Linked DNA regions of Homo sapiens: all the other regions are linked to region 1. The links are chromatin loops, found by intact Hi-C in ENCODE. Cell type or tissue: GM12878. All regions are shown on one strand.

Region 1 (5,000 bases):
CAGTCAGGCCATTATTAAACAAGCTCATCAAACTCGTAAAGTATATCTTAATAAACAAAAAAGGGGGAATATCGGGCCCTCTTCTCGAGAACAGGACCTGTCATTGGAGAATCGACTGACAATGACGGTGATGACTCAGAAGGCACCTGACATTACCTGGGGACAGCTAAAGAAATTGGATCAACAGGCAACTATCCGGCTTGCAGGCATAGAAGCCTCTGTAACTGCAGAGAATCAGTTTCTTATGTATCTGGGGGTAATTGGGAAAACTTCTGAGAAAGTAAGACGACATAGATGTTGGGGTGGCTGGTAATTCTTGTCCTTTGCCAAGTGGGATCACCTCAAGAACATGTTTACTGGAGTCATGTTCTAAATCCCCCTGTTTTTAATGTTATTTCATGGTGGGATGCTGACCTGCCTTTGTCATCTAATGATACTTCTTGGACGAGAGGTCGATGGATGCCCCTGTCTTACCCTTCAGTGGAAAATTTGGGATGGATTAAACTTAATAACTCCTTGGTTGTATTGTCTAGTAATCCCCCTCTTTGTTTTTCCACAATAGCACATGCTAAGTGTGTTACTCTTATTCTTCAGGAGTATCTTTACTATCAGTGTAAAAGGGATGCTAAGCTTGCAAACTTGACCTTTATTTCTGCTATTACCACTAATCTTACTGAGGTCTCTAATGAAGCTACACAAGTGCCTGATCTTCCTATATGCCGTCTGAGTAGGGACTGGGGATATAAGTTTGAGGCCATTCAGTGGTCTCCATCCAGACAGCCTGCGCCATGTCAAGGGCCTCTGTTTGATAATGGCACCTTACTTGATTGGAGTCCCCATGGTTATCTTATGTCTGCAAATCAGACTATTGGATCTGGGAGTCCCCAGTAAGTCTATCACCTGGTCAGAGTACAGGCTTTCAGGACCAATATTACAACTAAAAGGGAAACAAGCTTTAAGCCCTGCTCATACCCAAATTTGGAGATTAGAACTTCCTTTTTTTGAATGGGTTCTTTCACATGATGAGTATATTACTAGCAGTGGCAATTATACCCTCTGTTTCCATAATAATGTTACTGACATAGTTGTGATTTGTACTACGCACTCTTATATACTTTTGTTTGGGCAAAGTGTTCCTAATATAGAGCAGAATCAATCCTTTTATAGTAGTAAAGTCTCTTCCAGTAGTTAGTATGCTACATGCCTGTCTCATCGAAATGTTACATAGTTAAATATAACCTATGTCATGATCTTAAAATGGCGTGCAGAATTTTGGCTGCCTGTAAATTTAGCCTGGAGCTGGGAAGGAGATTCAACCCTGCAGCTGTTTAGAAAAGCACTGTCTCATACTCAGAAAAAAAGATTTCTGGCCACTTTAATTGCTTTTTTAGTCTCAGCTATTATTATATTAGCAACTGCTGCTACTGCAGCTGCTTTTTCTAACAAAATCTATTCACACAGCTTCAGTGGTGAACCACATGGTATATAATGTAACCCATAAATTTCAAAAACAGGTAAATATTAATCAAACTACTCTGTCTCACCTGGAGGCTCTTAAAGCTGCAGTTGAATGGCTGGGGGATCAGCAGCTGGCATTCATTACCCATCAACATTTATATTGTAATTGGCAATATAATTCTATCTATGTCACACCTCTGCCATATAATAGCTCCCAATATGCTTGGGAGAGAGTGAAAACACACCTGCAAGGGGCTTATCACAATCATTAGTCTTCTCAAATTCCCACTCTTAAGTGTAAATTTAAAAAACAACTTAAAAAATGGTCACAGCAATTATAAACAAATACCCTTCAACAATTATAAAAAGGCTTTCAATAGTTAAACCCAAACACTTAGTTATCTGGGTTAAACATACACATTTGGGTAATGGCCAATATACTTATTCTTTTTTGTATTTGTTTGCTAGGTATGTACAAATGGCTCTGTGCTGTCACTCAGTGCATCTATAACCAAGAAAAAGCAATAAAAGCTTACCTCGCTTTAAATAACCAACATACTCTAAAAATTAAAGAAGGGGGAGATGTTGAGGGTGCACGGCAACATATCCAAGCTTATGTACATGGCATTTGAGGTTGGGGCATGGAAAAATACTGAGGCACTCTGTGTATGTTATTTATGCATGAGAATGTAACTCCTTGACCCTAAAAACAGGACAAGGATTGAGGTGTGTAATAAGGAACGCTGAAAACAGCCTCCTAAGAAGGTGGTTTGAGAGCTTTTATAAGGTCATAGGTGTCTCATGACCCTCAAAAAGCCATCTAGTGGATGTTTGTGGTTTAACAAGCTCTTTCAATAAATACTTGGCGGACAGATGCTGGGGTGGACTCTCTCAGAAGAGCTCCCCGCCACCCCCGCTCGAGGCCCACTCAGCTGGAATTGTCTAAGAACTCATTCTTGGCATTCACTGCAAGCTATAAACTCTGCATAAAGTTTCCATATCTACACATTTCTTGGCTACATCAATGGTAATTGCTTGGGTGGCCAAATAGAAAGCTTCCCACAGCAGGTGGGAAGTTCCCATACCCAGGGGAATTATTGACGCTAGCTCAATAGTTGAGAGCTGAGAGGCAGGAAGTGGCAGTGAGTCCTGGTCTCGGGGTGAAGAAACCGGTACTCTAGCTAAGCTCTACCTTGCACTAGCTGTGTGTCCTTAGGTAAGTCACTTGCCCTTTCTGGGAAAAGAAGGGCATTTAAATAAACACTCCTCCAAAAGGAGCTTTCCACATAATATAGCTCAGAGATTAAGAGCAAGGCCTCTGAAACCAGAGAGACTAGAATTCAAATCTCAGTCTTACCCCACCTACAGGCCCTTGACCTCAGACATCTTTCGCTTCTCTGAGTCTCAGCTTCCCCAGCTTTGATGAGAGCGTTTGGGGCCATACTGGCAGGGCTGCAGTAAGCAAGGGAAGTAGGCACGTTGCTTATCAACTAAAAAGCTTTATGCACATGGGTGACAATCATCATTGCCATTATTATCTCCCAAGCCTTTGTTTCCCAGGCTCTCTGAGCACGATGTCTGCAGCTCCCGCCAGCAATGGAGTGTTTGTTGTCATCCCGCCAAACAACGCCAGTGGCCTCTGCCCACCTCCGGCCATTCTGCCCACATCCATGTGCCAACCTCCAGGGATTATGCAGTTTGAGGAGCCACCGCTGGGGGCACAGACACCAAGGGCCACACAGCCACCTGACTTGCGGCCCGTGGAGACATTCCTGACAGGAGAGCCCAAAGTTTTGGGGGTAAGAACAGCCTCTCTGCACAACCTGAGGCAGGTAGTGAGTATCCCAGCACCGGAACATTCATGCATGTTTTGGAGAGGGGAGAAGGCAGTTAACAAATATGTAGTAATGACTCAAAGATTCAGCCATGCACCAGGTAGACAAGCACCCTTCCCGCATAAAGTTCACAGAGAGTAAACCAGTAAACAAATGACTCAGAAACCTCCAAAGAGAAAAGTAAGGTTGAAAATGATGACTAGGGCTAAGGGGAATACTAGCGAGGGTAGGTGGAAACTTGTCTCTGGGGAGATGACATTTAAGCCCAAACCTGGCTGTTAGATTGAAGCCAGCCAAGGGAATAGCTAGTGGAAGGGCTGGAGAGGGAGGGCTCACCAGGTAGAGTGCAAAGGCCTTGGGAATGAGTGTGGCTGTTAAAGGAAGAGGTGGAAGCTCGCCATAGCTGGAATGTAATGAGCAAAGGAAAGGGGGAGGTGAGATGGAATGAAAGTGATAGATGAAAGTCAGCCCTGATAGAGCTGAAGGCACATGAAGGATTTCAATCTCAGATGGCCTTGAGCTATTGGTCTCAATAAAATACTGAAGTCATAAAATATTAGGTAGAGATAGAAAGATACATACACACATTTGCACGTGTGTGTGTATACATGTAGCGTTAAAAAGAAAAGCTTTAGGCCAGGTGAGGTGGCTTACGCCTGTAATCCCAGCACTTTGGGAGGCCGAGGCAGGCAGATCATGAAGTCAGGAGATCAAGACCAACCTGGCCAACATGGTGAAACCCCGTCTCTACTAGAAATACAAAAATTAGCTGGGTGTGGAGCCGTGTGCCTGTAGTCCCAGCTACTCGGGAGGCTGAGGCAGGAGAATTGCTTGAACCCGGGAGGTGGAGGTTGCAGTGAGCTGCGATCATGCCACTGCACTCCAGCCTGGGTGACAGTGTGAGACCCCATTTAAAAAAAAAAAGAAAAAGAAAAGCTTTAAACAAATTAAATTTAGCAGAGTTTATGTGAGCTAAGAATAATTCAGGAATCTGGCAGCACTCAAAACCAGAAGAGGTTCAGAGAGCTCCATCCAGCTGTGTGAGCAGTAAGCTCTTATAGGCCAAACACAGAAGTGAAGTAGAGAAATCTCCCGATCAGCTGCAGCTAGGTGTCTGCCTTATTTGGGCATGATGTCATGAGGCATTTGCCTTATTTGGGCATAGTCTGATCAGTTGGCTGAAGCTGTTTGTCATTAGCTGAAACCCAGCTATCTGTTACAAAAATATACTCCTAGGTTAGGTTTCAGTGTGTTTCTGTACTGGTTGGGTTGCAGTTTGTTATGTAGGAACTCAAATTATGGAGACAGGCTAATGGCCACCTGCTATTTTAATTATATACACACATATGTAGATTCTTCAGTATGTTCCTTGGCCTCAGTTTCTCCAAGTAGAAGATGAAAGCATAGATTAAGCAATGGTGATGATGATGAAGGTGAAGATGATGACAGCTCTTACTTATGAAGCATCTCTGAGAGGTGCACGTACTGTGCCGGGGACTTTGCATGCATCATCTCACTAGATTCTCAGCACCACCTTGTAAGAAGGGGATCATCGTTCCTGTTGGACAGATTACGAAACTGAGGTTTCTTAAGACTAAGTCATTTGCCTAAGGCCACACAGCTGATAAATGGCATCCTGTAAACTAGGGATGGCTGACCCTAAAGTTCTACTTTCAACCCCTCTGCTTTGTGGCGTCCAGGACCTCT
Region 2 (5,000 bases), 500 kb before region 1:
CCACATTTTTTTCGGACGTAATATAATATACTTTCAAATAAATCTCTTGTGGAAATTGACTTAATGTTCTTTATGTCCATGTGGAATGAGTATGACTAGCCAAAAGTATTTTAATAAAGACTAATGTTGAAGTAAAGACAGTACTATCAGAAATTAAAATGGAGTATACAATAACTAATACAAGTGATGCGTTGTGTTAAAAAAGACTGAATGGCAAGAAAATGAGAATAGAATGCCCACATAGTAATCATAGAAAAAATATAAATGGATGAAGTGCAGGACCAGACAATTTAACTAAAGAAATAGAAATGGCCATGCACTTATGCATGAAAAAATGGATTTGAAAGCAAATAATTTGTATAATGAAATAAACGAAAAGTGATGTGTTTTGAAATGCAAAAAGAAAAAAAAAGTGGTTGGTGGAGAAAAGCTCTGAGAGCACCACAAGAGGAACAGTTAAGATATGAAAGTCCCTGGAAAAGAGGAAGCTGGGACAGGACATGCAACATTGCACTTTTCACAGGATCAGCACCAAGAGCTTGGAGTTCAAGTTCCCAGGTACTTTAGTTCAGTAAGACTATGTGATAGCTGTTATGCGGTCATCTGGGGGCTGGTGGTGAAACTCAAGCCCTGCCGTCTTCTTATTGTGTTTAGTCGGAATGTACAACAATTATGCCCATGAGGCAATTTCATGGCATGGCATTGGTATATTTGCTTCAGGGCTAGAGTGACAGTCAAGTGAGGAAGACTGAAGCCGAAGACTGAACATCAGAGTTATACATCTTGACATCCTTTGTCCTTACTTGTATTTTAAAAACCCAGGCCCAGATAACTCCAACACTCGGTTTCTCCTATATCTGACATTTGGAACCTTGTATTATTAGTTCAGAAGAAGTACTGAAGAGGCCTCAGTGCACAGGCTCGGGACTGATCCTGTAACAAAGGTGATCAGATGACACCCAGGCCCAGCTGGTCTCAGCCAAATGGCTCAGGGTTGACCCTAAATATGGAAAACCAGAGAATCAGGACTATGGCTGCCTACCATGCCCTGAATAACCAGTTATATGGATTGTCATCTGGTAGAAATCCTATGCAGGGGGTGTTAATGTCATCCTTTGTGGAGTCTCTTGGTTGGATCTTCAACCACTTAATATTTTCATCAAGAATTTAGTTGCTGATCCTATTTGCAAATGATCCAAAAACAAGAAGTATAATTTATAAAACGAGAGTGTCCAGATTGAAGATACAACCCAAAAGTCTGGAACATGAGCGTTGGAATACAGATCAAATTTAATCAGGTAAAATTAAAGTCCCAAGCTTATGTTTAAAAACAAATCACCTGCACAAACCTGAGATGGGACTAGAACTTGCTTAACAGAAGTTAATGTGAGAAAGGCCTGGGCCCTTCTACTAGTTAGCTGAAAGGATGGAGACAGAAGCAAAAGACTCTCCAAGAAGTCTGCCTTTGCCTCTAGAGCAATGGATCTCAATCTTGTCTGAGCATTGGGATAACTTGGGAAACTTTAACACGTACTAACACATGAGCCCCATTACCAGGTATTCTGATTTAATTAATATGGATTATGGTTGGAGAGTCAAAATTTTTTGTAGCTCTTTAGCGGATTCTACCGTATAGTCAATGTTGCCAATTACTGCTATAAGCCTGTAGATATCAAACTTGAGTGTGTATCAAAATCTGGAGGGCTTCTTAAAACACAGAATGCACACCGAGACTGTCTGATTCAATAGGTCTGGGGTAGGGTATTTGCATGTCAACCACAATGTCAGGTGATACTGATGCTACTACTCTGGGAACCACATTTTAAGAGCTACTGCTCTAGACGAACCTGGAGTTCTCCAGATGCAACTAAAGGCTTTTTAAATTCTACCGCTGGTATTGAGCCAGAATGCATAGAACCTGGCCCTGTGCCTATCTTCTCTTCTGAGTAGGATTTATTCCATAAGCTTTGGCCTTCTCTTTACATCTTCATATCTGTGTCTGGAGGGTAGGGCCAAGTTGGACTTCGGGATACTAAACTGAGGCCTTTTATTGTAAGGACAGAGAGTAGGATGTGATGTCTTGATGCTGCTTCAGGTTACTAGAGGAGACAATGATCTCAGTTCAGAACCAAGCTTAAAGTTATATATCTCTCGGGGACTATTTGTCCCAGGAATGCAAGCTAGGATTTACTTTTCAATCTTTCCCCAGTTTCTTTCCCAAAAGTAACATATCTTTGGGAAGAAATTAGGGTAAATGAGCAATGGTAAGCTCAAATCCTGGCATCAGGAAAATTCTCCTAGCACTCATGGTATGGCCTGTTCACCACTGACCACAAAGACATGTAGAAGGTGGTGCACAATTTTCAGGAGTCCAGAAATACAAACAGTTCTCTTAATACTTGCTCTGTAGTCTCAATTGTTGTCATCTCTTTCCACACACACATGCATGCACACACACGCACACACATGCACACAGGCAGTTCTTACAATATTGAGATGCTTTGCTTAGACTGGGCTGTATATAAGAGACCTGATTTACATCTTATAAAAATAGAACATCAGAGTTAGAAGAGACGTGGAAATCTTTCTACACTGAAATATGAGAAGTCTGTGGCCCAGGGAAAGAAAGTGATTCACGTGAGTCATGAAGGTAATGAATGTATAACCCAGTTTTTCTGTTTTTCCTATTATCCCCTTCATTTTGACATTGAGGTGTCATATTTAATTGAGCCACAAGAGGGAGGCAGTGGACAAGAAATTGTCCTACCTAATTTGAATTCCTACCTAATCTGGTGTCTTCTGGGAAGACCTTATGAAAAGTCAACTCCCAGCTCTGGTCTTGTATACTAGCGCTGGGTTGGGTCCCATTTCTATCCCATATTCTCTGGGAATCTAGTAGATACAGCAAGTCATCCCTCTGACCCTTAGCTTTTTCATCTGCTAAATTTTGTAGGTATTATTTAGATATTATTACTTATATTGAAAGGTGTTAGTGAGGATACCTGAGAATGAATTTTCAAAACATCACAAGTTGATTTTCAAGATAGTATTAAAGTGCTTTAATTTCAAAGGGTGCTTTTTGTACCATCCTAACTTTATACCACTTTTTTGTCCACTCCCACCCCATTCTCTGCACTCTGGTGAACTGAAAAACATATTTTAGATTTTATCTAATTGTTATTTACTCTACTCTCCTCTCCCTTCTCCTGTCTTTCCCCACATTCTGTAAAATGTGAGCACATGCATGATGGAGGAGGGTGTGGATACAGCTAGAGGGAGAGGTTGAGACTGCACATCTCACCTGGTCTCATATTCTGAAAAATCTGGGTTATAAATGGCACACCAGAGACATTACCATGCCCTCCTCTCTGCTTTTTGGAACATGGATCTTATTGCAGAAGGTGAGGGTTTGGGAAGGCTTCGGGATGAGTGGCCAGGTGGCAACATCTGTGCCTGGCTTCTTCCCTTCTTGGTGGAACAGCCACTGGCCTCTCATAAGGGAAATAACCTGAACCAGCCCGACCCTGAGAGCCTCCCTCATGGTGTTGGACTTATAGATCACACATTAAGGAAATATGTCCATGAGAGATTTTAGGATGACTCATATGGTTTCATGGATCTAGAAGTGACTTTGAAAGTGAATGAACCAACCTAGTAGTTTCTAGTGAAGCTGACTGATGGAAATGAACCAAGCATTTATTTTCCAATGCCATAGAGTGGATCGGTGAAAGCTGGGTGGAGAGAGGATTAAAAGAAGTGAAATAAAGTTAGGACTTCTGAACGTTTCTCTAATACCCATTCCCATCATGGTTGGGCCAGTACCATTTTTGGAGTTTTTGTTTTGTTTCTCTTTCCCTTTATTTTACACAGTATAGAAATTCACTGACTACTCCTCAGATTTTTCCAGTCCTGCCTCCCCAGAGGGACTCACATCCCTTTTCATGGCAGTAACCACCTGGTGTTGCTCGAGCACCTCCTAGGATTCCCACTCGTTACTCAAAATGGATAATAAAGAAATTTTCTCAAACGCAATTTAGGTGAATAAAATTTAATCTAATAATATGTGTGAACTATTCTTCTGAAATAATAATGCTGAGATAATGAGTGGAACCACGCATTTATTTTCTTGAACCTGATAATACAAATCCCTAGCAGTTATCTGGACCAACAAGTGGTAAGAGCAGAGGTCTTGAGGTGAGCACGTTCCATGCTTCTGAGGAAACAGTACGTCTGGAGACACATTGAGACTGGAATAGGGAGAGGAGAAGGCAATGTTGTCTGAGATTTCTGGGGGGCTGGATTATAAAGCGACTTATTAAGGAGATACGGCTTATTTTGAGTGAGGTAGGAGGCATTGGAAGATTTTCAGCAAAGGGAAGACAGGATCTAACTTGCATCTTAACAGGACCACTCTGGCTGCCTGTCTTGGTAAGAACCGACTGAAGGGAGGCGAGGGAAGATGTGGGGAGAGTAGCGAGGAGGCTCCGGCAGTAGTCCCAGAGAGAGGATGGTGGGTTGTGTTGTTGGAACACAGCATCACTGCTCATTCAAATCCTAGGAGGTGGGTGCCTACGCCTCTCTTTCTTTCACTCCCCACATTCAGTCATTTTGAAGGCTCAGGTATCAGTAAAAGTGTCCCCAAGAAACATAATTCATCCCATGTGACTTATTTAAGGGATTTTTATGAAGACCTCGCAGAATTTGGGCAGAGTTAAGGGAACGAAGAAGGAAAGGGAGGTCACTACAGACAAGAAAAGCAGGAAGGTATGAGAAGAGAACACACTATTATGGGGACCAATAAAGAGCAGAAGTCTTGTAAGAAGAGCTGCTTTGTAGTATAACTGTGGAAGAAGTAGCTACTTCCAAAGGCTGTGTCAATGCAGAGAGAATAGGAAAGCAATGCTTTGTCCTTTCTCTCTTTCCAGCCTCTAATTCTCCAAACAAACCTGAATGGTTTGCTTTACTGTCACACATTTATAGGGGATTTGTGGAGATTTTCC
Region 3 (5,000 bases), 62 kb before region 1:
AAAGTAAAACAATACAAGTATTAGAAGAAAACACAGCTAAATTCCTGTTTAATCTTAGTGTTAGGAAAGGCTTTCAAACAATGACTCAAATGCATAGGTAATAAAAGATAAGACTGATAAATTTTACTACAAAAATTTTTAAAATTTTTCTTGACAGAAAACCACCCTAAACAAAATCAAAAGACACTGTCAAAATTGGAGAATATACCAAAGACAAAGACCTAAAATCCCTAGTATGTAAAGAACTCTTTAAAAATTAAGGGACAAAGGTCCAGGAATCTGATAGAAAAAATGGGTAAAGAAGTAAAATTTGGGTTAGGCATGGTGGCTCACTCCTGTAATCCCTGCACTTTGGGAGGCCGAGGCAGGAGAATCATTTGAGGCCAGGAATTGAAGACCAGCCTGGGCAGCATAGTGAAATCCTGTCTCTACAAAAAATTTTAAGATTTAGCTGGCCACAGTAGTGCGTGCCTGCAGTCCCAGCTATTCAGGAGGCTGAGGCAGGTGGATTGCTTGAGCCTGGGAGTTTGAGGCTGCAGTGAACTATCACTGCACTCCAGCCTGAGCAAGACCCTGTCTCTAAAAAATACAAACAACAACAAAAAAGTGAAGTCTGACTCCAGCTACCTTTTCATCTTTTTTACATTCAATGTCCTTCACTGTGAGCCATTCCCAACATATCTCTACCTTCTCTTCCCCAAGACTTTTCCCTTTCCATACCCTCAACGGTGTTCTTTTTGTTTTGACCATCTTACAATGTTCTAGCCATCCCATCAACTTCATTTGTTCTTCATTGTTCACCTTCTTCAACGGTAAATCTGTCATGGACTATTACATGCAGCTGTTTTTGTACTGTGCAATTCACACGATGTATGTCATAGATATGTGGAATGCCCTCCCATGGATGGCTTCTGATTTTCTATTGGCTCTGACTTGGATGAAAATAGATCTAAGTTGATTACAAGTCTCATTTCACTCGCTGTGATTCTATCCCTTTCTGGACTGCAGTTTATTGATTTCATATGCCACCTTCTGTTTGAAGTCTTCCCTAATCTCTTCAAGTCCAACAAATCATTTTCTCCTCTGTTCTCCTGTGGGGACATTTATCTCTCTTCTGTGGTGTTTATTTCATCCTGTCTCATGTTACAGCTAAATACAGCACACCCTGGGTGCCCAGTTCATTTCTGTGTCTCCCAGAGCAACCAGCCCAACCCTTTCTTCTCCATGGAGATTATACCATAGACTCTTGTCAAATCAAACCATATTTAACTGGCTCATTAACCAAAACAGGAAATAAATACGAATGAAACTGAGCTCTAAGCAGCATGTAACCTGGCCTGCATCCAGGAAATAGAGGACTTCGGATCCTTCTAACCCTACCACCCAACTGGCCCCAGTACATTCATTCTCTCAGGAAAAAAAACAAGGTCCCCACAGCAAAGAAAAGGAATAGGATCAAGAGATACGTGGCTGCTGGCAGAGCAAGGTGAGTCTGCTTAATCTGGTGGTTGGTAACTGGGAGTTGGTGATAAGGTTTTTCTACCAAGTGAGACTTACGGCGAACCAGTGTGGATGAGGGATAGACAGAGTGTATTGTACTAGCTTTATTGAGTCTGCTCCAAGAGAAAGAAAGAGAAAGATAGGACATGGAGGGGGATGGGAGAAACAAAAAGAAAAAGAATTTTTAAAACCACATTAGAATGTATAAGTAGCCTAGAAAATTGAGCAGTGGAAGCCACCCAATGAACAGACACTGCCTTGGCAATGGGGCTTCCCTTGAGAAGGATAATCTCCATTTAACTAATATTGACATACCTGGGACCTTGGAGGATTCTTGTCCACTCTCTCACCCTGTTTCCTTTTCCAGAAAATGAGAGAATTGAACTCAATGTTGTCCAAGAGATTTTCTAGTTCTGAACTTTTGCTTTCAGCCAGTACTAACATATGCAAAGCAGCACTCTAAACACTATGAGAGGCCGGGTGCGGTGGTTCACATCTGTAATCCCAGCACTTTGGGAGGCCGAGGCAAGCGGATCGCCTGAGGTCAGGAGTTCGAGACCAGCCTGGCCAACAGGGGGAAACCCCATCTCTACTAAAAATACAAAAATTAGCTGGGTGTGGTGGCGGGGGCCTGTAATCCCAGATACTCAGGAGGCTGAGGCAGGAGAATTGCTTGAACCTGGGAGGCGGAGGTTGCAGTGAGCCAAGATCGTACCACTGCACTCCAGCCTGGGTGACAGAGCCAGACTCTGTCTCAAAAAAAAATTAAAAAATAAACACTATGAGAGACACAAAGATGGAAAAGATGGACCCCTTGCCCTCTGGTAGCCTTTAGCCTCTTTGAGTCTTAGTTTTCTCATCTGTAAAACTGGGCGGGTGAGAGGATGAAAGGAAATGTATTTGTAAAGCACCTCTTAAGTGCCCTATAACTGATATCTATTATTTGTAACATGGGATTCATAAACTTGTAGAGGGTTAAGATGCTCCAATGAGCTAGAAGAAGCAAAAGTCCTTTTTAAAGGACAAGTCCATATGTGAGGGAAAATTCTCTCGCATTTATTTCTTGGCAGCATGAATTCGATGACTTCAGCAGTTCCGGTGGCCAATTCTGTGTTGGTGGTGGCACCCCACAATGGTTATCCTGTGACCCCAGGAATTATGTCTCACGTGCCCCTGTATCCAAACAGCCAGCCGCAAGTCCACCTAGTTCCTGGGAACCCACCTAGTTTGGTGTCGAATGTGAATGGGCAGCCTGTGCAGAAAGCTCTGAAAGAAGGCAAAACCTTGGGGGTAAGTGAGATTTCCCTTTGCAGGCCACAGACTGCACAGCTGGAGTGATGGCAGGGGGAAGGGAAGGCCTGGGAAATACACAAACACTACATCCCGCAAGTGGGGCTGAGTTGATCGCGCCTTGCCAAGCACAGGTCTATTAGAAAGCTCAGCTGCACAACATCACAGGCGGCCTCTGCTCAGACCTTGTATTTTCTGATTTAGGCATTTTCGGAAAGAGAAAGAAAAGCAACAAAAAAGCAGCACGCTTGAAGGTTGATCCTGTTGCCAGGATCCACGCCCAGCCCTGTGGCCTCTGAAGAAAGGGGTCCCAGCAAGACCAAAATAGACCACAAGGTGGAGTCAGAATCCAATAAGATCGAATCAAATATTTGCCCAACAGGAAACAAAGCAGGTTAGGCAACCAACAACATAAATGGTCACCGCAACCCCTGAGAGGCTGTCCTGCGCTGGACAAAGAAAGGCCCATTTCACTGTGTAGCTGAATGATGGGCATGAATTTGGATGCAGACTGCCCGAGCTCCAACCCTAGCTCCACCCTCAGATAGTGCTCATGGGAACAAAAATTGATACAACCCTTAGGGAGGGAAATTTGTATCTGCCAAATTTACAAAATATCCAATAATTCCATTGCTGGAACTTCATCCTCCAGATATGCCTGTGCCCACAAAAACTGTGATATGTATGAGCTTATTCATTGCAGCGTGGTTTGTGATAACAAAAATATTGTAATATCCATCAATATAATACCGGTTAAGTCAGTATATTGGTTAAGTCAGTGTAATATACTGGTTAAGTCAGTGCATCCAAAGAATAAAATGTAGTGGAGCTATGAAAAGAACAAGAAAGCTCTTTGTGTAATGATAGGGACACACCCCAAGATATGGAGTTAATGGAAGAAAGTAAGGGGCAGACACTGTGTATAATTTGCTTACATTTATGTGAATTTAAGGAAGTAATATATTTGTATTTGCTACCACGTGTGTAATATACAAACATACACAGATGTTCTTTCATTTACAATGGGATTATGTCCCAGTGTACCCATCGTAAATTAAAAATATCATAAGTAAAAAATACATTTAATACATGTAGCCTACCAAACATCATAGCTTAGCCTCGCCTACCTTAAACAAGTTCAGAACACTTAGGTTAGCTTACAGCTGGGCAAAATCATCTAACACAAAGCCTATTTAATAGTGTTCTTGAATATCTAATGTAGTTTACTGAACACTGGACTGAAAATGAAAAGCAGAATGATTGTATGGGTACTCCAAATACGGTTTCTACTGAATTCATGTCACTTTCACACCATAATAAAGTTGAAAACTTTGTTTTTTTGAGACAGAGTCTCACTCTGTCACCCAGGCTGGAGCGCAGTGGCGCAGTCTTGGCTCACTGCAACCTCTGCCTCCTGGGTTTAAGCGATTCTCCCGCCTCAGCCTCCCAAGTAGCTGGGATTACAGGCACCCACCATCATGCCGAGCTAGTTTTTGTATTTTTGTAGAGACAGGGTTTCACCATGTTGGCCAGGCTGGTCTTGAACTCCTGACCTGTGATCCGCCCGTCTCAGCTTCCCAAAGTGCTGAGATTACAGGTGTGAGCCACTGTGCCTGGCCCACATGGCATTTTTTATAAGGACACCAATCATATTGGATTGGAGACCCACTCTACTCCAGTGTGACCTCATCTTGGCTGATTATATCTGCAACAACTCTGTTTTCAAATAGAGTCACATTCTGAGGCACTCAGCATTAGAATTTCAACACATGAATTTGGAGGAGGGTTGGGGGAGGGGAGCATAATTTAACACATAACAATATCCTAAAGAAATAAGAGATGAAGGCAAAGATTTACATAGAAGGATGTTTATCACAATGTTACATATAATAGAAAAAAGTAGAAATAATCTTACCTGTCCAATAACTCTGTCTCAACTACTCCACAGACCATCCATAATGGGATCTGAGCAGCCCTGAAAAAACATATGTTCCAAGAATACTTAATGCCATGAGGACACATTCATGATGAAATATTAAGTTAATAAAATTCAGGGGGCCATGTTGTGCTATCAAGGTATATATTTGAAAAGAATAATGGGAGAATACACCAAAATGTAAACAGTTGTTTTCTCCAGGCGGAGGGGAGATTACAGGTAGTTTTTATTTCATTTTTGTATTTCCCATATTACTTTTTAGACCATGAAAATA
Region 4 (5,000 bases), 80 kb before region 1:
TGACAATATCTGGAAACATAAAAGGTCACATGCATATGCTGGGATGTGTACATGCCAAGAAAAGACCTGAAAAATGTCCTAACCTCCCACCTCTGGCTGACCTGAAGAAAATCCAATTCAACCATTCAAGTTAAATGGCCGAATCATGGTAAGAACAGTGAGCTTTGTGGTATTGTAACTTGTCCTATTCCCATCCCTCACAACCCATCTCCTGCTTTTATGATAAAAGCAGGAAGTGATAGCTAAGGCAGAGTTGCAAACTCTCCCAGAGCTTTAAAACCTTACCCCAACACAAACACATGCAAACACGCACACACACAATCTCTCAGCAAAGTCTAGGAAACTTACTGGTTCAAAAGAATTAAGGAAATCTTTGTCCAATCACTAGCTGACCACTAAGTTAACAAAGCAGAATAACAAAGACAATGATAAAACCAACCCCTAGAGGGCTATGATTTACAATGTTGCCACACTATATTATTTTAAATGTTCAATTTTTAACAAGTAAAAATATAAAATATGCAAGGAAACAGAGAAGTATGGCTTAAATACAGGAGAAAAAAACAGTCAATAAAAATTTTCCCCAAAGAAGTCTAAATGTTGAGGTTACTAGAAAAAAAAGGTATTTTAACTCAGCAAGTATAAATAAGTATAAAGAACTTTTAAAAACCATGTCTAAAAAAACTAAAAGTATGAACGCAATGTCTCACCAAAAAGAGAATATTAATAGTGACATAAAATAGGAACTATTTTTCCAAAAGAACCAAATAGAAATTGTAGAGCAGAAAATTATAATAACTAAAATGAAAATTTTACTCAAGGGTCTCAACAGAAAATTTGAGCTGGCAGAAGAAATAATCCACAAACTTGACAGTAGGTCAATTGGAATTACCTAATCTATGAAACAGAATGAAGAAAAAAGAACAGAGCTTCAGACACCTTTGAAACATCAGCAAGCATACCAAAATGTGCATAATGGTGAACACATAAGGAAAGAAGAGAGAAAGAAATAAAAAAATGGCACAGTGAGTTTGTGAAGAAATATTGGAAAATGTATAGCTGTAAAGACTATATTTTGAATAAGTATCTGAAATCAAAAACCCAACTTTCCCCCTTAAAAAATCAGGAAAAGAAAACTAAACCTAAAGTGAAAATAATAAAGACTAGAGTAGAACTAAATGAAATAGAAGATAGGAAAACAATAGAGAAAAACAATAAAACCAGAAGTTCCTTCTTTAAAAAGAATCCCAAAATAACAAACCATTAACCACACTGACCAAGAAAAAAAGAAAGAAGACTTAATTTACTATAATTATAAAGAAAGAACATTACTGACAATGTTATAGAAGTAAAAATATTGAACAATCATATGGCAACAAATTAGATAACCTACATAAAATGGACAAATTTCTAGAAATACAGACATGACTGAAACTGACTCAAGAAGAAATAGAAATCTAAGTACACCTATCACAAGTTAAAGAATCAAATTAATAATCAAAAACTTTCCATAAAGAATAGCCCAGTCTCAGATAGCTACATTGTGAACTCTACCAAAGGTTTAAAGCATTAATACTAGTTATTCACAAACTTTTTCCCAAAAAAAAGAGGAGGAATAAATACTTCCTAACTCATTCTATAAGGCTAACACTAGTTTGGTACTAAAATAAAACAAAGACATTATAATAAAAGGAAACTATAGACTAATATCCATTATGAATATAGATGCATAAATCCTCAAAAACTATTAACAAATGGAATCTAGCAACATACAAAAAGTATTATATATCATGACCAGTTAGGATTTATCCTAAGAGTACAGAGCTGGTTCAATATATGAAAACTAATCAATGTATTCCACCTTACTAATAGAATAAAAGCCAGAAACCACATGATCACCTCAAAAGACATAGAAGAAGCATTTAAGAAAATTGAACACCCTTTTATGATTAAAAAAGTTGAAAAACTAGGAATAGAATGGAATTTTCTCAACCTAAATATGGGCGTTTATTAAAAATTTATAGTTAACATAATACTTGATAAAGAGACACTGAATCATTTTCTTCTTAAGATAAGAAACAAGATATCTTGTCACTTACATTCAACATTGTATTGTAGGTTCTATCCAGGAAAATCAGGCAATAAAAAATAAAGAATTTAGTTTAATCAAGGAAAAATTAAAACTAACACTCTTTACAAATGACATTATCTGATCTCGTATAAAATGCTAAAAAAATCCATAAAAATCTAGTCGAACTAATAAATAAGTTTAACAAAATGGCAGAATACATGGCCAATATACAGAAACCAACTGTATTTTTGTATACAAAAACACAGTTACAGTAACATCAAAAGGAATAAATATACATATACTTCACATTCAGGAATAAATTTTTAAAAAGAAGTGCGAGACTTGTCTACCACAAACTCTAAAACATTATTGAAAGAAATTTAAGAAGATACAAACAAATGAAAAGACATCCCATGTTCATTGATAAAAGACAATATTTGAAGACAATATTATGATGGTAATACTCCCCAACCAATTTAACACAACCCCTGTTAAATTACAGCTGGCATTTTTCAGAAATTGACAAGCTTATCCTAACATTCATATGAACATGGAAAAGACCCAAAATAGTCAAACCAATATTAAAAAAGAAAAACAAAGTAGGAGGTGTTAGGTTTTGAAGGGAAGGTAAGGGTTAAAGAAAGACACACACACACACACACACACACACACACACACACACACACACATATAAAAAGGGCACCTCAGCAGCAAATGCAGGCTTTACATCCAGCATAAAACCTACAGAAGTGGGGAACCAGTGTAATGCCAGAGCCCACCGCTGCTTATAGCCTGGGGGTACTTATAGGTATGGGTGGGAGGGGTCTAGGCAGTACGGCTTGCTACCCAGCAGGATATTGATAAGATGTTCCCATGATGAGGTGGTTCTGGCCCTTGGTTTGGCAGAATGTCATTATGGTGTTCCTTGGACCTTTGCCCAGCAAGATATAATAGGGATGTTTCTTTAGTTGGGCCTTTGTCTGCCTTGTGGTCATGTGGTTAGGCAGAATGTTTCTCACGGCCCGAACTCCTGTGAAATGTTTCACTTTGACCAAGGTCTGCAAAATAGCAGAGAATTTACAAAATGGTGCAGTTTGGACTAACAGGAAGGCTCGCACTTCCTAGTTTCAAAAGTTACTAAAAAATTACAGTAATCAAGAAATTGTGGTGTAGCAGGATGAGCCGTGGACAAAACTCCACAGACACTGAGAAAGTGAAGGAAGTAGCTTTAATCAGCTGGAAGCATCGGCAGACTAGCGTCTTAAAATCCAAGCTTGTTGAGTGCACAATTTCTGTCCCTTTTTTTTTTTTAGCGCTCACAATACTAAAGGTTTCGCATGAAAGGGTTGTGATTGATTGAGCAGTCTAGGGTGGTACCGGACAGGGGCTGCAGCTACATGCACCAGTAATCAGAGTGAAACAGAACAGAATGGAAAATTTGTTGTATGTCCTTCCACACAATGTCTGGAATCTATGGATAACATCAGTTGCTAAGTCATGGGTTGAATTTTAACCATCAGGCTAAGGTCAGGCAGGCCCAGGCCTGGTTTTGGGTCTGGTTTTGGGTCTGGTGCCTGGCGCCAGGCTGCCTGCCTTTGGTTTCGCTTCCTTGTTTCTTCTTAAAACAGGTACTGAGTATAAAACAGTATAGAACAATATGGGGGGGTCTCTTTCTTTCTTCTCTCAGTGATACTGCCATAATGATAGACATAAAAATCAGTAGAATAGGATCAAAAACCCAAAAATAAGTTCATACGTAGCTACTTGATTTTTGACTAGCATGACAAGACAATTCAATGGAGAAATAGTGGTCTCTTCAACAAATGGTGCCAGGACAACTGGATATCTGCATACAAAAGAATGAAGTTAGACCACTACCTCACAGAATATACACAAATTAACTAAAAATGCATAGACCTAGATTTAAGAGCTAACATTACAAAACTCTTAGAAGAAAATACAGGCATAATTATTTCTGGCCTGAATTAGTTAATGGTATATTAGCTATCACACCAAAAGCATATTTAACAAAAGAAAAATCATAGATAAATTGACCAAGGGAAGAAAACTACAGACCAACATGTCTGATGACTACGGATACAAAAATCTTCAAAAAAAAAACTAGCAAACCAAATCTAGCAACATATAAATATGATTATACAACAGGGTCAAGTGAGATTTATTACAGGAATTCAAAGTTAGTTTAACATACCAAAATCAATCAATGCAATATATTTCATTAAAATAATAAAGGGCAAAAACATGCTCACTAAACAAAGTGATGAAAGGAAATAGATTGTAATGGCTGATGATTTTATCTCCTTACTTATCTATCTTCCCTAAATCCTTTCAAAATAGATAATTAATTCCAAAAACAAAAATCTGTAGTTTGGTGTCAACCTAAAACTCTGTCAGGAGCCAAAGGAATGGCTTGTTTGTGGAATTCCTGTAGGATAATATGTGGGGGATCATGGCAGGAAATGAGGCTGTAGAAGTACCTTGAGACCAGATCTTAATGGGGCTTAACTATACCTTATTAAAGAATTTTGAATTTAGTCTATAGATACCAGGGTGCTCTTGCAGGGTTTTTAACAACAGTGTTTCTTGATCAAACTTTTCATTTATATAATTATTTTCATTAGAATATTTCCTGCAGCAAGTTACAGCCCTTCCCCCCTACCCTCAACTCAAACTGCTAAATCAATCAGGAATCATCTCATGATCATAAGACGGCTTAGGCAGCATAATTTCCGGTTCACATCCAGCAGGAGAAACTGGCCTTTCTCAGAAGCTACAAGGAGACCTCTCTTTACTTCACTTGGCTTAATTGCCTCAGATCTGCTAATCTCTGAGTTGAGTAATAGCAAAGGGAATAGGATTACCATGAAGGATTCAGACAAATCATTTGTAGCAGGATAATTTTGAGGGA
Region 5 (5,000 bases), 400 kb after region 1:
TTTGAGACAGAGTCTCGCTCTGTCACCCAGGCTGGAATACAGTGGCACGATCTCGGCTCACTGCTACCTCCGCCTCCCGGGTTCAAGCAGTTCTCCTGCCTCAGCCTCCCCAGTGCTGGGACTATAGGCGCGTACCACCACGCCTGGCTAATTTTTAATATTTTTAGTACAGATGGGATTTCACCGTGTTAGCCAGGATGGTCTCAATCTCCTGACCTCAAGATCTGCCCACCTCAGCCTCCCAAAATGCTAGGATTACAGGTGTGAGCCACTGTGCCCGGCCGGAAGAGCAGTTTTTAAAGGAAGTTTTGCTATGTGGCATGTAGAATCTCTAGTTTGGTCTTCAGATGATTGCCAGTGAAGAGTTACTTTATCTTTTTATCTCTAGAGTTGGGAGTCAGATCTCTCTGGCTGGTTTCTCACTTTTTTTTTTTTTTTTTTTATTGACCATTCTTGGGTGTTTCTCGCAGAGGGGGATTTGGCAGGGTCATAGGACAATAGTGGAGGGAAGGTCAGCAGATAAACAAGTGAACAAAGGTCTCTGGTTTTCCTAGGCAGAGGACCCTGCGGCCTTCCGCAGTGTTTGTGTCCCTGGGTACTTGAGATTAGGGAGTGGCAATGACTCTTAACGAGCATGCTGCCTTCAAGCATCTGTTTAACAAAGCACATCTTGCACCGCCCTTAATCCATTTAACCCTGAGTGGACACAGCACGTGTTTCAGAGAGCACAGGGTTGGGGGTAAGGTCATAGATGAACAGGATCCCAAGGCAGAAGAATTTTTCTTAGTACAGAACAAAATGAAAAGTCTCCCATGTCTACTTCTTTCTACACAGACACAGCAACCATCCGATTTCTCAATCTTTTCCCCACCTTTCCCCCTTTTCTATTCCACAAAACCGCCATTGTCATCATGGCCCGTTCTCAATGAGCTGTTGGGTACACCTCCCAGACGGGGTGGTGGCCGGGCAGAGGGGCTCCTCACTTCCCAGTAGGGGCGGCCGGGCAGAGGCACCCCTCACCTCCCGGACGGGGCGGCTGGCCGGGCGGGGGGCTGACCCCCCCACCTCCCTCCCAGACGGGGCGGCTGGCCTGGCGGGGGCTGACCCCCACTTCCCTCCCAGACAGGGTGGCTGCCGGGCGGAGGGGCTCCTCACTTCTCAGACTGGGCGGCTGCCGGGCGGAGGGTCTCCTCACTTCTCAGACGGGGCGGCCAGGCAGAGACGCTCCTCACCTCCCAGACGGGGTCGCGGCCGGGCAGAGGCGGTCCTCACATCCCAGACGGGGCGGTGGAGCAGAGGCGCTCCCCACATCTCAGACGATGGGTGGCCGGGCAGAGACGCTCCTCACTTCCTAGATGGGATGGCGGCCGGGAAGAGGCTCTCCTCACTTCCTAGATGGGATGGCGGCCGGTCAGAGACGCTCCTCACTTTCCAGACTGGGCAGCCAGGCAGAGGGGCTCCTCACATCCCAGACGATGGGCGGCCAGGCAGAGATGCTCCTCACTTCCCAGACGGGGTGGCGGCCGGGCAGAGGCTGCAATCTCGGCACTTTGGGAGGCCAAGGCAGGCGGCTGGGAGGTGGAGGTTGTAGCGAGCCGAGATCACGCCACTGCACTCCAGCCTGGGCACCATTGAGCACTGAGTGAACGAGACTCCGTCTGCAATCCCGGCACCTCGGGAGGCCGAGGCTGGCGGATCACTCGCGTTTAGGAGCTGGAGACCAGCCCGGCCAACACAGTGAAACCCCGTCTCCACCAAAAAAATACGAAAACCAGTCAGGCGTGGCGGCGCGCGCCTGCAATCGCAGGCACTCGGCAGGCTGAGGCAGGAGAATCAGGCAGGGAGGTTGCAGTGAGCCGAGATGGCAGCAGTACAGTCCAGCTTCGGCTCGGCATCAGAGGGAGACCATGGAAAGAGAGGGAGAGGGAGACCGTGGGGAGAGGGAGAGGGAGAGGGCGAGGAGGGAGAGGGAGAGGGCGAGGGAGAGGGAGAGGGAGAGGGCGAGGGCGAGGGCGAGGGAGAGCCTGGTTTCTCACTTCTGCTTCCTCCTTGTGGCTCCCACGCTGTGCCGAGCCATTCAGCCTGCACAATCCAGACAATGGATTTGCCTCTGAAGTAGGGGCTGGCAGCTGCCTACAAAATTATCCGTTCTCTGTTTTTCCTTAAAAACAGTACATTTCATTCAGGATAGCAATGTGTCCAGTCAGCTAAAAGACTGCATTTCCCAACCTCCTTTGCTGTTAGTTGTGACTAGGTGACTGTGATATAAGCAGGAGTGTTGAGGGGGATTTCCTGGAAGGCTGCTTTAAAGGAGCTGATTCAGCTGGGGTGTGAGTCTTTTTGCCTTCCCCCGCCTTCTAAGTACTTACTAGATTTCAGAAGTGCTGGCTGGAACTCCTGCAGCCATATTGGACTATGAGGTGACTTTGGAAATGGAAAGCGTTCAAACTGAACAGCCTATCTGCAGATTTATTTAAGGGAGAAAAAATAAGTTTTCTCTTTTTAAAGTTGTGGTTATTTCAGGTTTTCTATAATGTGCACCTAAACTTAAACCTGATACTACTACACACAGTTACTGTGTGTCTTAGTCTGCTCAGGCTGCCAAAAAAAAAAGCACAGACTATTACAGGCTCACGCCTGTAATTCCAGTACTTTGGGAGGCCGAGGCGAGTGGATTACCTGAGGTCAGGAGTTTGAGACCAGCCTGGCCGACATGATGAAACCCCCATCTGTACTAAAAATACAAAAAAGTACCCGGGCATGGTGGTGGGGGCCTATAATCCCAGCTGCTCCAGAGGCTGAGGCACGAGAATTGCTTGAACTCAGGAGGCGGAGGTTGCAGTGAGCCGAGATCGAGCCACTGCACTCCTGCCTGGGTGACAGAGCAAGACCGTGTCTCAAAAAAAAAAAAAAAAATGCACATATACATAATCATGCATAAATGCAAATTGTGATTATAAACATGGTTAAGCATAGTTTGGGGATGTTTTCTTTTCTTTTTTTTCTTTGGTTGTTTGGTTGGTTCCCCTGCTTATTGACAGCCTAGTGCATGTCCTCCTGTATAGTCTCATCCAACTCTGCGTATGTTGGCCAAAAGAGGCTTAGGGCAGGGGTGGGGAGAACCAAAGGTGAGTGAGGCATGAGCACATGGATGAAGGGTGTGGCCATTGTTGCTGTTCATAACCACAGCAGCAGAACCACACTTCCCCTCCCTCTTCCAAACCACTATCCCCCTCCCACCCTCATCCCCCCGCCACCCATCCCCATTGGTCAAATTTACTTTGACCAATGGAATGTGAGCAGAGGTGGTGACATGTGTCACTTCCAGGTAGAAGCCTTTAGGAACCAGAGTCCCATTTCTCACCCATCTCCTTCCCCTGCATCAGGACAGAGCATCCGTCAGCCTGAGTCCCTGCATGGCTGCGAGGAGTAGAGCTCCCTGCCAACCCAGGTCGGCTGTGAGTGAGAAATCAACCTTAGTTGTATTGATCCTCTGAGATTTGGAGGGTGGAAACCAGCTTATCTTCACTGAAGCAGGAGGGTATAACAGGAACTGCTCATCATCTACTTCCTCCAGTAATCAAACTCCAACTTTCACCCTAGTCTGTGGCCACCTAGCTAAAGACTACATTTCCCAGCCTCTCTTTCACCTAGAAGTGCCCCTGTTAACTTCATTACGGCCAGTGACATATGAGCAGAAGTAATCTTTGCAACTTCTGGATTATGCCTTTTAAGGAAAGGGGCATATCCCACTTCCCTTTCTCTATTTCCTGCTGGCTGGAATGCAGATGTAATGACAGGAGCTGAAGCAGCTATAATGGACCAAGAGATGAATATCATGTGTTGAGGATGGCAAGGCAACAAGAAGGAATTTGGGTTTCAATCACTGGAGAGCCACCTGGACTATTATCTATTATATGAAAGATAAATGAAATTTTTGTTTGTTTGTTTGTTTGTTTGTTGTTGAGATGGAGTCTCACTCTGTCGCCAGGCTGGAATGCAGTGGCTCAATCTCAGCTCACTGCAACCTCTACCTCCCAGGTTCAAGTGATTCTCCTGCCTCAGCCTCCTGAGTAGCTGGGACTACAGGCGCGCACCACCAGGCCCAGCTAATTTTTTTGTATTTTTCTTAGTAGAGACGGGGTTTCACCATGTTGGCCAGGAGGGTCTCGATCTCTTGACCTTGTGATCTGCCCGCCTCGGCCTCACAAAGTGCTGGGATTACAGATGTGAGTCACCGCACCCAGCCATTAAATTGTATTTTACTTAAACCTCTGTTATTTGGGCTTTGGTTACAGCAGTTGAACCTGCAGCCTAATTCCTGGATGTTAGCCTGGTTTTGACAATTAGAGTTATGGCAGGTAGAGACCATGGACTTATGAACAAGTCAAGTGAGATCCCTGCCCTCAGGAACATGTGGTCCAGCCGGGGGTTCAGAAAATCAGGCCGGGGCAAAGCCATATGGCAGGGAAAGCTTCCTGGTGCTCTAGGAACTCATAGCTGGGGTCTCAGTGGCTGCCTGAAGGAAACTGTCTCAGGTCAAGCTCCCCAGAAGTAACCAGTGAGATGAGGTTTCATGTACAAGTGATTTATTTCAAAGGTGGTTCAGGAAACCAGTGAGGGAGGGAGCAGGGAAGCAGGACTGGGAAGGGGATGAAGCCAAGCCAAAGTGTGATTTTATGCAAGTCCTGCCGAGGGAAGCTCCAGCCTGATCCCACAGGGGAGCCCTGGAATGTAAGTCATGCCTGAAAATTGCCCCAACCTAAGGCAAGCAAGCTGGGCTTTCACATTCCCACCTGTACCCCTCAGTCATTGGCTAAGGGCCACCCTACACCTGTGGGCCAATGTATTCTATTCTCCAAAGACAAGTCATAGGTGCCATGAGAAGCAAAAGCACCTCAAACCCCGTGAAAGTGCAAGCTCAGGTGATGTTGGGATGTTCCACACCTCTTCTACTCCTATCAACATCATATCAGGAATCCTAAAAAGGCTTTGAGGGA
Region 6 (5,000 bases), 430 kb before region 1:
AGAGCTCTCTTGCTCCTTTCGACCATGAGAGGACACAGCAAGAAGACAGACATCCTTGAACCAGAAAGTTGGCCTTCATCACACTTGAGGATATGCCAGCAATTTGACGTCAGATGTCCTGGCCTCCAAAATCGTGAGAAATAAATGTTTGTTTTTTCAGCCACCTAGATTATGGTATTTTTGTTATAACAGTCTGAACAGACAAAGACAGGTGGTATTCACATGCTATTTTCATTTTAAAGGTATATTTTTAACTTCATAACTAAAAAGGAATCAGTAGTCTTATGCTTTTAAGACAAAGTGAATATTATGTTTCAAAAAATATTTTCACTGAATGGTGTTAGTATCCATTAAATTTGTCATCTCATCCTCTATTCTCAGCCTAAATGTATTAGTCTACTTTATTACTCAAGTTACAACTGAAAGACGGAAACTCGGATATCAAGGTATAAAAGTTTTGCATTTCCTGGGAACACATAATTGTAGTAAACTCTTAGATAAATTGATCCTAATTATGTGTCAATGCTCATTATTCATGAGGAAGTTAGAGAATAAGAAGGCCTTAACTCTTTGGACCCAAAACAACTATCTGAGTTTTTGTTTCTCAGCTAGTCCTGTTTCCCAGGTCCCATCTGCATCTCAGCTTTCATTTCCCACTCTCCAACTCTCTCCTTCACGACCAGGGGAATCTTCTATTCCCTAAGGACATCTGTCCTTCTCTTATTTGATCTTATGTCAGTTTGACATGGCATGGTTTAAGTCAATGTTTCCCCATGTAGCTGAGGTGCTAAGTGCAAATATTAACTGATTCAGAGAACCATCAACCTTGTCAAAACCATAAAACTGCTCTTTATTAGTTGACCCAAAATCATAATTTGGACAGAGATATTTCAAGACATTTTCAGATATAAACCATAAAACAAATATACCAAATAATATATGTAAGACACAAAGAGAAAGCAATTGATCCGAGGCTACTATGTATATAACAAATAAGATTTTATCTTGTTAAAACACCCGCATGCCCGCATAAATCAGTCAGAACCAGATGACTCTTTCTAGCTGTTGATTCCTCCTCCTCACAAAGAGCCCACACGCTTCATTTTGCTTAATTGTCACTTTGAGGAAAATGTTTCTTCCTTTCTTTCCTTCACACTTCCCTCTTTTCCTTCATTATAGGAAGAAACTTCTCACTTACATATGAGAAATCACAGTCACTTTTGTGAAATAGCTTATGCTGAACATTAGCCCTTCCTTCTCTGGATCCCTTGAATGCTGGAATAGTTACCAGGCTGTGTTTTCAACTGAGGACTTCCTGTTGCCCAATACTAATGTATCCAATGCAGATTACAAGAAAGATTAAAAGTCTTGCAAACACATGAATTTTTTTCTTTCTATCCCAAGCATTTAAGACTTTCTTAGTACTTTTCTTAAGATAATATATGCAAAGGGAGAGATAAGTGGAGGAGTTAGAGGAATATAGTAATGGAGGAAGGAAAAGGAGATTTTGCTTACTAGTTTCTAGCTTTTGTTTTCCAGCAATCCAAAGAACAATATCTCACTAAAAAGTTTATGATACATGCTTTAGAAAGATATATCAAAAGAGAAGAGTTCCTAGAGTACAGGGTATGAGAGGTATCATGGAATGGAGGGGGAAACACGATAAATAAGAGAAGGACACATGTCCTTAGGGAATAGAAGATTCCCCTGGTCCTGAAGGAGAGGGTTGGAGAGTGGGAGATGAAAGCTGAGATGCAGATGGGACCTGGGAAACAGGGCTAGCTGAGAAACAAAAACTCGGATAGTTGTTTTGGGTCCAAAGAGTTAAGGCCTTCTTATTCTCTAAGGAGGGATCCCTAGAACTAGAAATGCCAGGGAGACAGTTTTGCCCATGGACCTGCAGGAACAAGAGATATTTTATGGAGAATGTGCACAGAGAGTTGTATATATTGTTAGAGAAACACCAAAATTTATCTCCAACTCCTTTGTTGTCAAACATAAATATCTGTTTCTGAGCTCTGCCACGGGAACTTGGGAGCACTTCAGGTGAGTGCAGAGCCAGGAAAAGACGCATCAAAATGAGTAGAAAAAGTCGTGGCATTTTACTCGTCCTGGCCTCTTTCACCCTGATACAGTGAGACTCGATCTGGAGAAAACCCTGAAGTCCCAGCTTCTCCCTTAGGGAAGCAACAGGAGTGGGCCATGAGTCCAGCATTCTGGGTTTCCAGCGGGGTTGCCCAAGGCACTGGTTTCTGTCTTACATGACTCAGAGTGCAGAGTTTGGATGCCATGTTGGGGGCCTCTGAGAACAAAGGCAAGCACCCTGTTTCAGCACTAGGGAGATTGTAGTACTGAAGGCGGACACCAGGGGGAGAAAGAGGTTACAGGCTCCAGACAAGAAACAAGCAAACCTCTTTAACTGGGAAATTACACACACAAGCCCATAAAAAGCTTGAAGGGCCCCTAGAATCTCTAGCTATGCTAACCAATAAAGGTCTTCCAATGTATGAAGCCACTCTGTAATGACTGGAGGAGGTTGGGTGTATTTTTCAAATATTAAAAGCACTGCAGGATAAAAACTAAGAGCATGTCTAGTAAAATATGATAAACATATCTAAGATGCATGCTAATAGACAAAAAATAAATGATTAGAGTGCATTTGTCTAAAAAATTCATCAAATATATGGCAATACAGTTGTTGTCAGTAGGACTGGGCAAAGGGACATTGCTGCATATTGCAAATTTTGTGTGACCCTTTGCCTCTGGATATTGGGACCTCTCAAGATTCATGCTGCTGCCACCCTGTGATGTGTTTATTATCTATAATGGACTGTGTCAAACATTATGGAAAAATCCTCATGATACCAAGGTTGTGTGGCTTTCACTGCTCCATAATATCAGTTTCTTTCTCTAACACACAGGCCAAGTCTGGACTAATTGGCAGAAACTGACTTACCAGTTTTGCAGCCAGAACTTGGGAGCTCTGTACTTTTAAGAGCTAAATCTATTTTTTCTTCCGTAGTTGGCAACACCATTATGACATCACAACCTATTTCCAATGAGACCATCATAATGCTCCCATCAAATGTCATCAACTTCTCCCAAGCAGAGAAACCCGAACCCACCAACCAGGGGCAGGATAGCCTGAAGAAACGTCTACAGGCAAAAGTCAAAGTTATTGGGGTAAATCTAATTCAGAACATGTTGGAGAGGGGTTAGGGGAAGTGGGAAGAGATGATGTATGTTTTGGGACTGGTCATCCTTGTGAGTGTGGAGACCCTTAAGTTTTGCTGGAGGGACTTTGGGGTAGAAGCCACTTGGAGAAAACTGTCCCAGAACTTTTCCACAGGAGATTGTCTTAGAAACGTTTTTTCCCTTATTCTGAATATGAGGAGTTGATTTTCTGTTGTTGTCTTTGTATTTTTGCAATACAGTACTTCTCTATATTTTCTTTTACGAAAGTAATGGTGGTAAATAATGACATATTGTATATACATTTTTCTGTATTTCACAACTGCATGCTTAACAATCCACACTGATTCTTTGCAAGGAATTTTTCCCTTACTGCAAATTACAGAAAAAATATACCTCCTCTCCCTGTTTTCTTCTTACCTTTTTGAGAATGGAAATGATATTTACCTTTTATTTGTCTGTTTCTCCTCTCATCCAGAGTTTATTAAAGAAGCTGTATTGCATGAAGGGAGGAGAGAAAGAAGGGATCTATCTTGGATTGGGAGGGAAACACAGAGTTTTGGTTTCTAGAATTGCCTCTGCACTTATGTGATCTGAGGTGAGGCACTCTGTTTGACTGGATTTCAGGACCTGGTGGGACTGGTTTCCTTGCCTCATGTACAATCATATGGGTTTCTATGAGGCTCAGGTGACAAAAGGTCTAGGAAACTTCTTGGTAAATGATAATAGAGCTGTGAATCTCTGAGGTGGATGTCAGGAAGGAAAACTACCTCCTAAGACAGAGCTTCAGTTATACATGAGAACATGCAGTATTTGGTTTTGTTAGTTTGCTAAGGGTGGTGGCCTCTAAATGATGAGAACACATGGACACGTAGAAGGGAACAATGCACACTGGGGCCTTTCAGAGGGTGGAGGGTGGGAGGAGGGAGAGGATCAGGAAAAATAACTAATGCACAGAAACTCAATTTGGAAGCTCTGGCTACAAAAATCTCCCAAAGCCAGCAAGGAAGTCAGAGAGAGTGCCCAGAAAAATGCCAGTTCTTTCTTTCCCTCGTTGGTATTTAGAGATTATTGTTTGGAACCCTCAGTTACAATCCAACACTAGATCTGTGCTGTGCAATGTAACTGTCTATGATGGAAATGAAATGTAACTTTCTATGATGATGGAAATCCACAACAGCTGCACTGTTACAATATGGCGGTCACATGTGGCTATCGATGATGTGAAATATGGATAGTGCAACTGAATTTTAAATTTTACTTAATTTTACTTCAAATATAAGTAGCCCATGTGGCTACTGGCAACCATACTGAGTAGCCTAGTACAAGAGTAATGTTTTCAAACTTTTAGTAGGAAATATATGGGCCTCTTACTCCAGAGAACAATCCCACAGTGAACATGCAGGAAGCTCAAGGATGCAGGATGTGGTCTCGGGGTGGGCTCAGACTCACCAGAGACATCGAGGCTTTAGTGAGTTCTACTCTTGTCACACATTGTACCAGCCCTTTTTGAGATTGAAGAAGAGTGCCATCTCAAGACAAATCTAGCTTATTCTAAGAAATATAGACTCTAGGCATCAAGACTACTACTGGCTACTAGGAGGCCCAGGAGTGTACACTTCAGTCATTATGTTGGGAAATTGGGGTCCCAGAGCATCAACTGGTGAGTTCCTAAAAGAAGAAGTGCCCATATGGGATTAAATAACACTCTACTGTATGGCTGTGGGATGTGCCCTGGAGCCTACCTACCTGTAACAATAGCTTTCAGAATGCTGTGAGCTCAGTTCTCTTTTCTGTGTGAGTTGGAG

The links. Hi-C counts contacts between places; a loop is a spot of excess contacts. Peaks named below come from ENCODE experiments on the same cell type or tissue, not always from the same donor. Only the 100,000 strongest peaks of a DNase experiment are listed, where the experiment ranks them.
Region 2: a loop joins it to region 1, with 4 times the contacts of the local background. A loop is called at or near these places in 12 of 110 quality-filtered maps.
Region 3: it touches region 1 in a loop (6-fold over the local background); 15 of 110 quality-filtered maps call a loop at or near these places.
Region 4: it touches region 1 in a loop (5-fold over the local background); 2 of 110 quality-filtered maps call a loop at or near these places.
Region 5: a loop joins it to region 1, with 2.7 times the contacts of the local background. A loop is called at or near these places in 5 of 110 quality-filtered maps.
Region 6: a loop joins it to region 1, with 4 times the contacts of the local background. A loop is called at or near these places in 3 of 110 quality-filtered maps.

The regions. Positions count from the first base shown.
Region 1 is chr11:60,760,702-60,765,701 of GRCh38, forward strand. MS4A15 (membrane spanning 4-domains A15) reads left to right here. Exons shown (of 7, transcript NM_001098835.2): 2 at 3,005-3,257. The coding sequence starts at 3,033. Among named protein-coding and RNA genes, the nearest start is that of MS4A15, 6.3 kb to the left of the region's middle. RefSeq lists enhancers at 2,462-2,521, 2,552-2,641, 3,722-3,851, 4,579-4,758. In GM12878, CTCF peaks have their summits at 2,267 and 3,191; DNase peaks (open chromatin) are centred at 950, 2,580, 3,440, 4,450 and 1 weaker place; H3K4me3 peaks cover 986 bases; H3K27ac peaks cover 3,952 bases.
Region 2 is chr11:60,263,070-60,268,069 of GRCh38, forward strand. No RefSeq gene overlaps it. Among named protein-coding and RNA genes, the nearest start is that of MS4A4A, 15 kb to the right of the region's middle. In GM12878, a CTCF peak has its summit at 2,734 (motif pointing right); a DNase peak (open chromatin) is centred at 2,762.
Region 3 is chr11:60,698,290-60,703,289 of GRCh38, forward strand. It overlaps MS4A8 (membrane spanning 4-domains A8), which reads left to right and starts at 1,323. Exons shown (of 7, transcript NM_031457.2): 1 at 1,323-1,486; 2 at 2,571-2,790. The coding sequence starts at 2,572. LOC105369321 (a long non-coding RNA gene) reads right to left here. Exons shown (of 6, transcript XR_001748240.2): 2 at 4,706-4,765. RefSeq lists enhancers at 2,367-2,868, 2,869-3,368. In GM12878, a CTCF peak has its summit at 3,118 (motif pointing right); no DNase peak of the experiment used is centred here.
Region 4 is chr11:60,681,022-60,686,021 of GRCh38, forward strand. All of the region lies in intron 6 of LINC00301 (long intergenic non-protein coding RNA 301), which reads left to right. The region is part of intron 2 of LOC105369321 (a long non-coding RNA gene); the gene reads right to left. Among named protein-coding and RNA genes, the nearest start is that of MS4A8, 16 kb to the right of the region's middle. RefSeq lists an enhancer at 2,977-3,026. In GM12878, no CTCF peak of the experiment used is centred here; DNase peaks (open chromatin) are centred at 3,120 and 3,370; H3K4me3 peaks cover 795 bases; H3K27ac peaks cover 1,454 bases.
Region 5 is chr11:61,165,335-61,170,334 of GRCh38, forward strand. No RefSeq gene overlaps it. Among named protein-coding and RNA genes, the nearest start is that of VPS37C, 6.4 kb to the left of the region's middle. RefSeq lists an enhancer at 301-978 and a silencer at 1,831-1,980. In GM12878, no CTCF peak of the experiment used is centred here; a DNase peak (open chromatin) is centred at 2,217; H3K4me3 peaks cover 1,048 bases; H3K27ac peaks cover 1,606 bases.
Region 6 is chr11:60,331,860-60,336,859 of GRCh38, forward strand. It overlaps MS4A6E (membrane spanning 4-domains A6E), which reads left to right. Exons shown (of 5, transcript NM_139249.4): 2 at 3,023-3,183. The coding sequence starts at 3,037. Among named protein-coding and RNA genes, the nearest start is that of MS4A6E, 7.1 kb to the left of the region's middle. RefSeq lists an enhancer at 2,177-2,471. In GM12878, a CTCF peak has its summit at 2,362 (motif pointing right); a DNase peak (open chromatin) is centred at 2,357.